2 separate regions of the Homo sapiens genome follow, and region 2 is linked to region 1. The links are chromatin loops, found by intact Hi-C in ENCODE. Cell type or tissue: pancreas. All regions are shown on one strand. Each heading gives the region's core, and the rest is flanking DNA. Links, peaks and the distances in the headings are about the cores only. Region 1 holds the start of MC2R (melanocortin 2 receptor). Region 2 has its middle 59 kb from the start of MC2R.

The links. Hi-C counts contacts between places; a loop is a spot of excess contacts. Peaks named below come from ENCODE experiments on the same cell type or tissue, not always from the same donor. Only the 100,000 strongest peaks of a DNase experiment are listed, where the experiment ranks them.
Region 2: a loop joins it to region 1, with 6 times the contacts of the local background. A loop is called at or near these places in 3 of 110 quality-filtered maps.

Annotation. Positions count from the first base shown.
Region 1 is chr18:13,912,917-13,918,294 of GRCh38, forward strand. It overlaps MC2R (melanocortin 2 receptor), which reads right to left and starts at 2,620. Exons shown (of 2, transcript NM_000529.2): 1 at 2,572-2,620. In pancreas, for the core only: no CTCF peak of the experiment used is centred there; no DNase peak of the experiment used is centred there.
Region 2 is chr18:13,972,071-13,977,448 of GRCh38, forward strand. No RefSeq gene overlaps it. Among named protein-coding and RNA genes, the nearest start is that of MC2R, 59 kb to the left of the region's middle. In pancreas, for the core only: no CTCF peak of the experiment used is centred there; no DNase peak of the experiment used is centred there.

The DNA.
Region 1 (5,378 bases), core at 178-5,177:
GGGTGGCTTTATTCTTTTTCCCCATGCCGGGCACAGGCAGAAGCATCTCTCGGTGTGATCATCTTGCAGGCCGCTGGGCAGGTTTACAGCTTTTCCGACACTTCACAGAGAACTGCTGCTTACAGTATAATTTCTTTTTTAATATACACAAGACTGGAAATTAGGCATGAATGACAATGTGATCACATCTTAGGACGAGCGAAGGAAAGTCCCGAGAATGGAAGCTTTTGCAGGAGCTCACAGCTAGGGAGGCATGAAGCCCAGGCTGGAGTGTTCTGGTTGGAAATCAGTGTGATGCTCAGCTCCCTGCACAGCCTCACCTGGACCACCACCTTCCACCCGCTCACATCTCCCGTCCTCTGAGCTTCACTGCTCATGGCAGGCTTCCTCCACGGTGCCTTCCTGCCAGTGTGACCCACTCGGACCTTTCCCTGCCACGGCTGTGCTGCTCACACAAACGCTTGCTGCCCCCAGGTTTTGATGCTGGGACACCTACTAGGTTGATTAGTCTCTGTAGTTTGCACATGTTGTTCTCCCACCAAGTCAGGCTCTGTGCGTTACCCATGCTGCTAGCACAGCGCTTGGCACACGCATATTTTGAGTTGAGAACTTACTTTAAAACCATCTTCCAAATTTTGTACCCTGGCGGCTCATAGTCAGAGAACAGAGAAGTTAAGACTTTAGGACTCCACCACACTTTAAGGCCCACTGGGTGGGTCTGCACCAGCGCTTGCCTGTCTGTTCACACGTTCTCTCTCCCTGGGCCTGGACACGTCCTTCCTCACTTCTCACACTCAGCACTGTGTCCTTGCCCAAGTACAGACTCTCTTCCACTGCCCCCGCATCCCAAGGGAGCCCAGGATTGCTGCCCGTCTATGCACCTGTAGCTGTTTGTTCTTATTTCTACAACGGCATTATTCACATGAAAACCCTGCAGATGGATCTGAGTTCCTTAGGATAAGACCTGCCCTGACCATGTCTGAGGCTGAGCCCTGCAGACAACCTGGCCCACAGCAATTATATTTGCCTAATGAAGGCAAGGAATGTGGCTTACACAGACAAGAAAGCTCTCATTAAAATGTATTAGACACTAAGGATTCCATAGGAAACATACCTGGGATCATTAACAAGGTAAAGAATAGGATTTTTTTTTTTTTTTAAGATGTCTTAAGTTGCTCTGAGGCAGTGAGAGGGCAATTTGCTGCTGAGCAAAAACCTCCTCTGCCAGAGATTCAGGATCCACTGAGAAGTCAGGATGGCTTTGGAGCTTATCTACCCCATTACCCTGGTTCATGCCCTCCTCCACCCCTGCCGCGGCCTAAGCGGTGTCCCAAAGGCAGGGTGAGGGCTCCCGTCTCCCTGCTCCCACAGCTCTTTGTGGGTGTGTGTCCTGTCTGGGAGCTAGTGTGAAGTGTTGTCTCAGTGTGCGCTGTCCTCAGCGCCGGGGCTCCAGGAGGCTCCACTCTGACTTAGGCTTGCAACAAGGCCCAGCACATAAGGGTTCGGTACAGCTTGATCTAGGCATGAATGTGTGAGCAGAGCCTGTGACCACCGCTTCACTCCCACTCCGGGGATGGGGTGGGGAGGGCATGTGAGGAGCACTCCTCCTTCTGATCTGCTCAAGGCTGTACTCTCTGGACCCCTTTGTACCCCTTTCCCATTCCTATCCCTTTTGGACTTTTTGCATGCATGTATGTATGTATGTTTACAAGTGTGCACGTGTATGTGTGTATATGTGTGTGTATGAGTGTGTGTGTGTAAGTGAAGAATGGGGACAGTTATCTGAAGGCAGCTTAGACAAACTGAAATATGAAGAAGAGCTGTTTAATCGAATGCCTGGGCCTCTTTTCTAGGTAACATGTGCCCCCCGACAGAGCCAGCCAAAGGAAGGTGTGAGCCCCTCATGATGGCAGTGACTGCATGCTTTCTGGGTGCAAACACTTTGCAGGAGTATGTGATAATCAGTATGCTTTTAGTTATTGTTTATCCTGCACCCCGTGTTGCTGCCTAGGAAGGTGGAGGCTGACTGAGCTAGTGGTTGAGAAAGGCACAGAAAGTGTGCGTGCATCTCCCAGAACTGTAACGTCACACGTGTGGATGGTGGAGTTGCTTAGACACCAATGCCTGAGGTTCAGGAAGCTGCCGCATGCCCACGTCTTTGTGGCGCTAAAACCCCCGCACTCTTACACCTAGACAAGCTGATCAGGTGAAGGGGCTAACTCCAGAAGTGATAATAGAAGCATGATTTGTTTCACCCCTAATTCTATTAGGAAAAAACTGGCTGTAGTCCTTGAATAGAGCTCAATGACAATTTGAAGAGTACTAGAGAAGCCAATAAATTCATTAATAGGGAAGATTGTTTTAGCTAGACAAAAAGGTAATAGCCTTCATTGTAGTAGTTTAATTAGAAAAATAATAAACTCCCTTAGGAAGGATGAAAGCCCATAATTAAAAAGATGAGCTATTTGGAGGAATTCTGAATAGTACCTCTTCTCAGATTTGTTCCTAGCTGCTCTATTCATGGTCCAAAAGCACTTAGCAAGCTGAGGAATTAGTGGAAAATGTACTTACCTTCAGCTCTGAAGCAGGAACTTTCTGGGCAAAATGAATGAGAAGGAATGAGCTCGGAGAGAAAAGCAAGCAAGTGGACCTTGGGCCGGGAAGGGCCGGAACACATGCATCACCGGAGATACAGCTAGATTGTTATCATTACCTTGAATAAATGTCATCCCACATGAACTGTGCATTTCTGGTAATGTGAAGTTAGAGAAATGGAAAGACACAGGCAGATGAAGACATAATTTCCATGAGCTCAGCTAGTCAAGGTTACTTCCAATGTTTATGACAATGTTTCTAGCAGATTATGGAATTGTCATCTTGCTCTTTTTAAATGCCACTTTAGAGTTGCATTTATTTCCAAAAAGAACTAAGGAATTAAATAAATCAGGTTTTTGAGAAAATGGTTTTGGAAGAATTTGTTTTAAAACTTCTAGCAAACTTCTTGATATATCTTGCAAATATTTGGCTCATTAGTTTCATTAAGAAGAAGGGAATAGCCCCATTATCCCTATTTCACAAGACTAAACAATGAGAGTGAGGGAACTGTGTGCTCAAGTGCACATATGACGCATGGGTCCAGACAAGAAAAAAACCCTGTGTTCTGCCAATGCTTCTCCGTCCAAAAACTTCACAGAAACCGCCATAGATAAGAGCCATCATTCAAAGCAAAATTCTTCCATTTTAGGGTGCAATGCTGTGTGTTTTCTGCCTGCCGGGGCCTGCAGGGAAGGGCTACTGTTGGTGTCAGTCACAGCAACAGGAATGTTGAAGTGTGGAATTGGGCCAAGTTTCCAGATGGTCCTGGGTTTTTGGGGCTGGGGCCAAACCAGTGGCTGTTTCTGAAATGTGAGCTTCCGCCCCAAGCTAAAAAGTGTTCACACGTGGGTGGTCTGGAAAAGACCAAAGAGAGAGACCTGAGTTGAATTTGCCAGGCGGGTAAACACAATTTTATAAAGTGGCTTTTCCTGGCCTGTCACTGAGGCAAAGCGTGTTGTCCCCAGGAACTCATGGACCCAGGATCATCCCAGACTTCGACTGTTTCTGAGTAGGTGTGTGCCTCCGCAACATGCCCTGCAGCTGAAACCCGGCGTTCCACAGGCCTCTTTCCCTCTTCAGTCATGTAGTTGAGATAACAGAGAAAAGCAAGGCATTGCCTCCAGAAAGCTACTGTATTATCTGGAAAAGTAGAGACAACTCGTCCTTAGCCCTTGTACTTGCAGAAGCAGAGGCCCTTTGTCAGAGATCTGTGGATCTGATTAGCTGATTGGGAAAACCGGTGGCCAGCCCTGGGGAGTGGGACATCAGGCAGGCTGCAGACAATGGGAACACTGTCTGGAGGAGGCGAGCCTCGGCCAGTCCCCTGGGTGGGACCTGGGCCACTCTGATTGGGAGGGACAGGGAGAGACTTCCAGCAGGGGGAAGGTTGCCTAGGGGTTTGGCTAAGCCCTGCAAAGAGAGTAGCTATTGCTATTTTAGTTCTTCCATTTTGGGGGCTCATCTCTCTCCAATTTTTAGAGAAAAGGGGGCAAAAATCTCTTGGAAGGAGCAGAGTAGAAATGACAGAGTTTAGAACCAGAAGACACGCGGTCAGAGTTCTGAGTGCCAGGCCTCTAGGACTCCATTGCCTGGTGTAAAGCGGGCTGTTGTGAGAATTCAGACTAGGTTTGTAACAGTGCTCAGGGAAATCTAAAACCATATGCCAATACCTATGGTTTTTGTTATAACCCTGTCCAAACACTCTTGAAATAGTGGTATTTTAAAAGAAATATCTTTGCTGTAGGGAAACCCATTCAGCTGGTGATCATTGGAAAGCAAACTTGTAAGTGGAGATGCTGGTAGATGAACTCTGATGACCATGTTACAACTGCGCCACCATTCCGTCACCAGCCCAGTCTCTCTCTCATCCCAAGAGATACGATGGAAAAGGGGAATTTTAGGGAGCATTCAAAGGGCTTCTGTATGCACCCTTTCTTCTCTTCTCACACAATCGTATACAACTCGGTCACTTTCACAAATACAACTTCCTCCCCAGTGCTTGTCCCTCTCATGGAAAAGCTAAAGAGGCAGAGAGAGAGAAAGAGTGAGAGGGTGGGGGAGGCTTGGGAGGCAGAGCAAGGGGAAAGGAGATGCAATGGGGAAACAGAAGGGGACAGGAAGAAGAGACAGGGCCGGGGATCTGTCTTTTGTGTTTGCAGGACTGCCCCATTCTGACATAGAAAATGCTGGGGTTGGAAGGTAACTCACAAATGTCTTTGCTGAAATCTGCAGTGGAAGCAATGGTAAGAATCCACAGTGGGTTTCCTATGTGCCAGCCATGATGAATGTTCTCAGTGCTGTACATATCTCGACATTTAATCTTCTCAGCACATGTGTGAAGTCACCTTACAGACCCCATTTATAGATGGGGATCTGAGAAGTTCAGTGGCTCTACAGAGGCCATGATAGCACTTAAGACTTTCCTGTAAGAACGATGAGGAGTCAGGACTAGGATGACATGACCTGATTCAGGCTTTAAAGGATCCTCTCCACGGGTTGTAGGGGCCAGAGGGGAGACGGGACAGTGGTAGAGGTGGGTGCCTGGTGGGAGCTGCTTGAGGAGGAAATGGGAAGTGAGGAGAGGAGACAGCAAGCATGGACAAGCTCTTATGAAACATTTACATTTAAATTTTAAATAAATATTGTATATATTTAAGGTGTATATGATGTTTTGTGTGTATACTCACAGTGGACTGCTGACTGCAGCCAATCTACTGAACATACCCATCGGCCTGCAGTTGCCTTTCTGTGTGTGTGGTGAGAACACTTCAGATCTGCTCTCT
Region 2 (5,378 bases), core at 228-5,227, 59 kb after region 1:
CTGGAGTTTCTCTATTTCTGCATTGTGGTGATCAGATTAGATTAGCTTCTGGACATCAAAGGTGGGTTTTCTTTTTCCTCATCTTTAATATTAGCATATCAAGGACCTACAAAGGGGAGAGTCGAGTCATTTTGTGGACTTCCCAAAAACAAACACTTCTAAGAGAGGACAGAGCTCACATTTGTAGATTCCTGCTCCCCTTCTCTCCTGATAACATTCCCATGAATTATCATGGGCTATAAATCACCTCCTTCCATGATGCTGGTGTGTACTGTTCAGTCCTGAGGCTTTTCAAGGTTCCCAAGTCGACAGTGTCTTCACCAAGTCCTACAGGCTCCCTCATGGCAGATACAGCCCAAAAGGAATGTCTACTGTCATAACGAATATAGGACCAGATGCCATCAGGAGAGGTTCATAAAACCTGGAGAGTAAGGTGAAGACATGAAGACATTAAAGAAATAATAGCTGTCTTCAGATTTTTGAAAAATGATCTTCTGGACTGCATGATGGGTGGCATTGGAGGCACTAAAGGGGGACCTGTAGGAAGTTTCTACGGTGACCAGACTGTTCCTTGGCACAGTGCAGCCTTCATCATCTCTCACAGTGACCGACAAAAGCAACTCTGGATTCTGATAATTCTTTACAACTGGGCAGCTAAGAAGTCAGGGACTCTGTTGCAAATGATTCATATCTCATTCTCTTTTAAGTAGTGAGATCTTGGTCATATACATCATGTAAACTTTGTCTTCAGCATTTTAATCTGTAAAATGTAGATAAATAATTCTAACAGATCCCATGGACTTATTGGAAAAATAAAATTGTGCAAGCAATTAGGTAATGCTACTAGCACTTGCTCACTTGTATTTGGGTTGAGGATTTAGAAGAAAAATAGATTCTGTGGTAGGTTTCATTGTGCCCCCTTCTCCTAAAGTTCTCCAAATCCCTGGAAGCTATGAATTGAAAAAAGGGTCTTTGCAGATGTAACTAAGTTAAAGATCTCAAGATGAGATCATCCTGTTACCTGCGTGGGTCCTAAATCTTACAAGAGCCATCCAGAGGGAGATGAGGCAGACAGAAGGGAGGACACAGGAGACAGAGATGTGTGAAGACAGGAGAAAGAGGTGGAGTGGTTCATCCTCAAGCCTGGGAACTCACGGATTGTTGGCAGCCACTGGGAGGCAGGAGAGCGACCTGGATTCTCTCTAGAGCCCTCAGAAGGAGCCAGCCTTGCTGACATCTTGACAGGACTGTATGGCTTGGGGACTCGGGGATATGAGAAACTTGGGAACAAAGGCTCCAGATGGCCAGACCATGTGACATCTCCACTTCCATAGTAAACACATTTTGTTGATGATATTTCTTAGTCTTCATGGTTGCTAAATTATTTCACTTGCTGTCTCAGAACTTGCAGCATTTTGTTAGAAAATGGTGCTGACAGCCACTGTGAGAATGCCTGGAGGGTTTGTAGCTCAAAACTGGGCAATGTGACTTTAGTCTTGAAAATACCTTTTTAATTAAAAAGAAAATGTCAGTGAGGGATTTGATAACAATGTTTCATATGAAGACTAGTAATGAAATTTTGCCTTATCTAAACTGGAGTTCAGTTAAATATTTATACAAACCAGAGGGTATGAAGAAGGAAGTTGGAGAATTAAATATAATATTTTATGAGCTAAAGTTAGCAGCACAGAGATGCTGTGACAAAATATAAATAACAGAATTTCAAATACTCGTAAAGCCAGGAAGGAGAACGTTAGTTAACATCCCAGGCAAATCACCAAAATCCTCCTAGAATTCTGTTCCTGTTTCAACATTTCCTTACTGTTAAAAAATAAAACCTTTTAAAAAATATTTTATGCTGTAAATTAAAATCATATTTTTCTTGCTTTTTTAGGACTGTGTCTAGTGAAAATACTTTAATGGGGATGAATAAACAGAGGAATATATAATTATGCATGTGCATTGAGTAAAGTATATTTTCATCCATAAAATACAAGTTGAGCTTAGATTGTTGTATTAGTTTTCTCTCACTGCATAACAAATTACTCCAAAAGTTGGCTGCTTACAATTGACAACATTTCTGAGGGTTGGGAATGGAGGAGCTGCTCAGCTGAGGGGTTCTGGCTCAGGGTCCCTTAAAGGTCATGGTCAGCTCTCAGTGGGGACCGTGGTCAGCTGAAGGCTCAGCTGGGGCTGAAGCATCTACCTCCAGGCTCTTCACATACCTCCTCCTCTCACAAACCTCTCCACAGGCTGCTCCTAAAGGGGCAGTATGCTTTGCCCAGAGCAAGAGACATGAGAGGGGAAGAAGAGGGAAAGAGACAGAGAGAGAGAGAGAAAGAGAGTCAACAGGGAGCAACTAAGACGGAAGCCACAGGACTTCATAACCTAATCTCCAAGTGACATTCCCTGGACCCTGACCAGCCTTGCAACACTATGGGAGCAGCTGACCCAGGGTGTGGTGTGGAAGCCAGGAGGGGGCCCTATGGGCCATCTTGGAGGCCACCATCATTGTTAAGTGTCTTCTAATTTGAAATAATCTCTTCCATTTTTAGATGGTATACTGTCTCTGGATAAATATTTCATCTAGTTTGTGATATTCACATTCACTCTGTACATTAATTTCCCTGGTTTCTCTGGATCTTGCATCCCACCTGGTCTGCATATTTTACCCATTTTCTTCCTCACTTTCCCCCGCCCCCACCATTATTTCTTATAACATTAAAATGTGGTGGAGGAAACCTGCCAGGGGTTGAGTTGTGTCTCTCCCTCTGAAGTTCATATGTCGAAGTCCTAACCCTGGGTACCTCAGAATATGTTTGTATTTGGAGATAGGGCCTTTAAAGAGAGGTCATATGGATGTGCCCTGATCCAATATGACTCATGTCCTTATAAGAAGAAGAGATTAGGAGACAAAAAACAGAGGCCAGGGGATGGACACATGAGGAGACAGCAAGAGGATGGTCATCTGCAAACCAAGGAGAGAGGCCTCAGGAGGAACCAACACTGTGATCAACTTGGTCTTGGGCTTCCAGACTCCAGAACTGTGAGAACTAATTCTATTGTTTAAGCTGCCCAGTCTGTAGGATTTTGCTGTGGCATCCCTAGAAGACTAATACAAAACCTTATCAAAGTTTACATTAGCAAATATGATTGACATAAAGCAGCAATGACTCAATGATGGCTGGTCAGGTTGGCTAATCCCCAGCCACTTCTCCACGTCACAAAATATTTGACCTTATATGAAGTATCAGGTGACTTAGGTGAAAGAAGCCATCGGATTCTTCCCATTGGAGATCCCTTTCCTCTGCTGCACAACTTCTTGATATTTTCTCTGAAATTCTCTGTTATTTTCTTACCACCTCTTTGATGGATTTTTGCACTTATGGCACTTCAATATTGTAACAGAAAATCTTGGCAGGATCACAAGTGGCTTTATTATGCAAGAACCAACATTTTAGAGGTTTCAGAACATCAAGATATTTAGGGGAGCAGCCAATGTATAGTTTTATGCCCATTTATTCTCTGCCTAAAACAACAAGTAACACCATTCCCACGGCATCACAATTGTTCTGGCCCTATGTATGTTGACATTTCCTCCTCCTCCTCCTCCTCCTTCTGGTCTTCTTTGTCATCATCCTCCGGCTCCTTCTTCTTTTAGATTTCTGCTAGGAAATCAACCTCCCCTCCCACTTTGGAGAAGTGGATACAGAAATTTTTACCTGAAACAGGGTCTCTGTTAACAAGTTTTCTTTCTTTTTTTTATTTTTTTTATTTTTTATTTTTAATGTTTTTTTTTTTATTATACTCTAAGTTTTAGGGTACATGTGCACATTGTGCAGGTTAGTTACATATGTATACATGTGCCATGCTGGTGCGCTGCACCCACTAACGTGTCATCTAGCATTAGGTATATCTCCCAATGCTATCCCTCCCCCCTCCCCCGACCCCACCACAGTCCCCAGAGTGTGATATTCCCCTTCCTGTGTCCATGTGATCTCATTGTTCAATTCCCACCTATGAGTGAGAATATGCGGTGTTTGGTTTTTTGTTCTTGTGATAGTTTACTGAGAATGATGGTTTCCAATTTCATCCATGTCCCTACAAAGGACATGAACTCATCATTTTTTATGGCTGCATAGTATTCCATGGTGTATATGTGCCACATTTTCTTAATCCAGTCTATCATTGTTGGACATTTGGGTTGGTTCCAAGTCTTTGCTATTGTGAATAGTGCCGCAATAAACATACGTGTGCATGTGTCTTTATAGCAGCATGATTTATAGTCCTTTGGGTATATACCCAGTAATGGGATGGCTGGGTCAAATGGTATTTCTAGTTCTAGATCCCTGAGGAATCGCCACACTGACTTCCACAATGGTTGAACTAGTTTACAGTCCCACCAACAGTGTAAAAGTGTTCCTATTTCTCCACATCCTCTCCAGCACCTGTTGTTTCCTGACTTTTTAATGATTGCCATTCTAACTGGTGTGAGATGATATCTCATAGTGGTTTTGATTTGCATTTCTCTGATGGCCAGTGATGATGAGCATTTCTTCATGTGTTTTTTGGCTGCATAAATGTCTTCTTTTGAGAAGTGTCTCTTCATGTCCTTCGCCCACTTTTTGATGGGGTTGTTTGTTTTTTTCTTGTAAATTTGTTTGTGTTCATTGTAGATTCTGGATATTAGCCCTTTGTCAGATGAGTAGGTTGCGAAAATTTTCTCCCATGTTGTAGGTTGCCTGTTCACTCTGATGGTAGTTTCTTTTGCTGTGCAGAAGCTCTTTAGTTTAATTAGATCCCATTTGTCAATTTTGGCTTTTGTTGCCATTGCTTTTGGTGTTTTGGACATGAAGTCCTTGCCCACGCCTATGTCCTGAATGGTAATGCCTAGGTTTTCTTCTAGGGTTTTTATGGTTTTAGGTCTAACGTTTAAATCTTTAATCCATCTTGAATTGATTTTTGTATAAGGTGTAAGGAAGGGATCCAGTTTCAGCTTTCTACATATGGCTAGCCAGTTTTCCCAGCACCATTTATTATATAGGGAATCCTTTCCCCATTGCTTGTTTTTGTCAGGTTTGTCAAAGATCAGATAGTTGTAGATATGCGGCATTATTTCTGAGGGCTCTGTTCTGTTCCATTGATCTATATCTCTGTTTTGGTACCAGTACCATGCTGTTTTGGTTACTGTAGCCTTGTAGTATAGTTTGAAGTCAGGTAGTGTGATGCCTCCAGCTTTGTTCTTTTGGCTTAGGATTGACTTGGCGATGCGGGCTCTTTTTTGGTTCCATATGAACTTTAAAGTAGTTTTTTCCAATTCTGTGAAGAAAGTCATTGGTAGCTTGATGGGGATGGCATTGAATCTGTAAATTACCTTG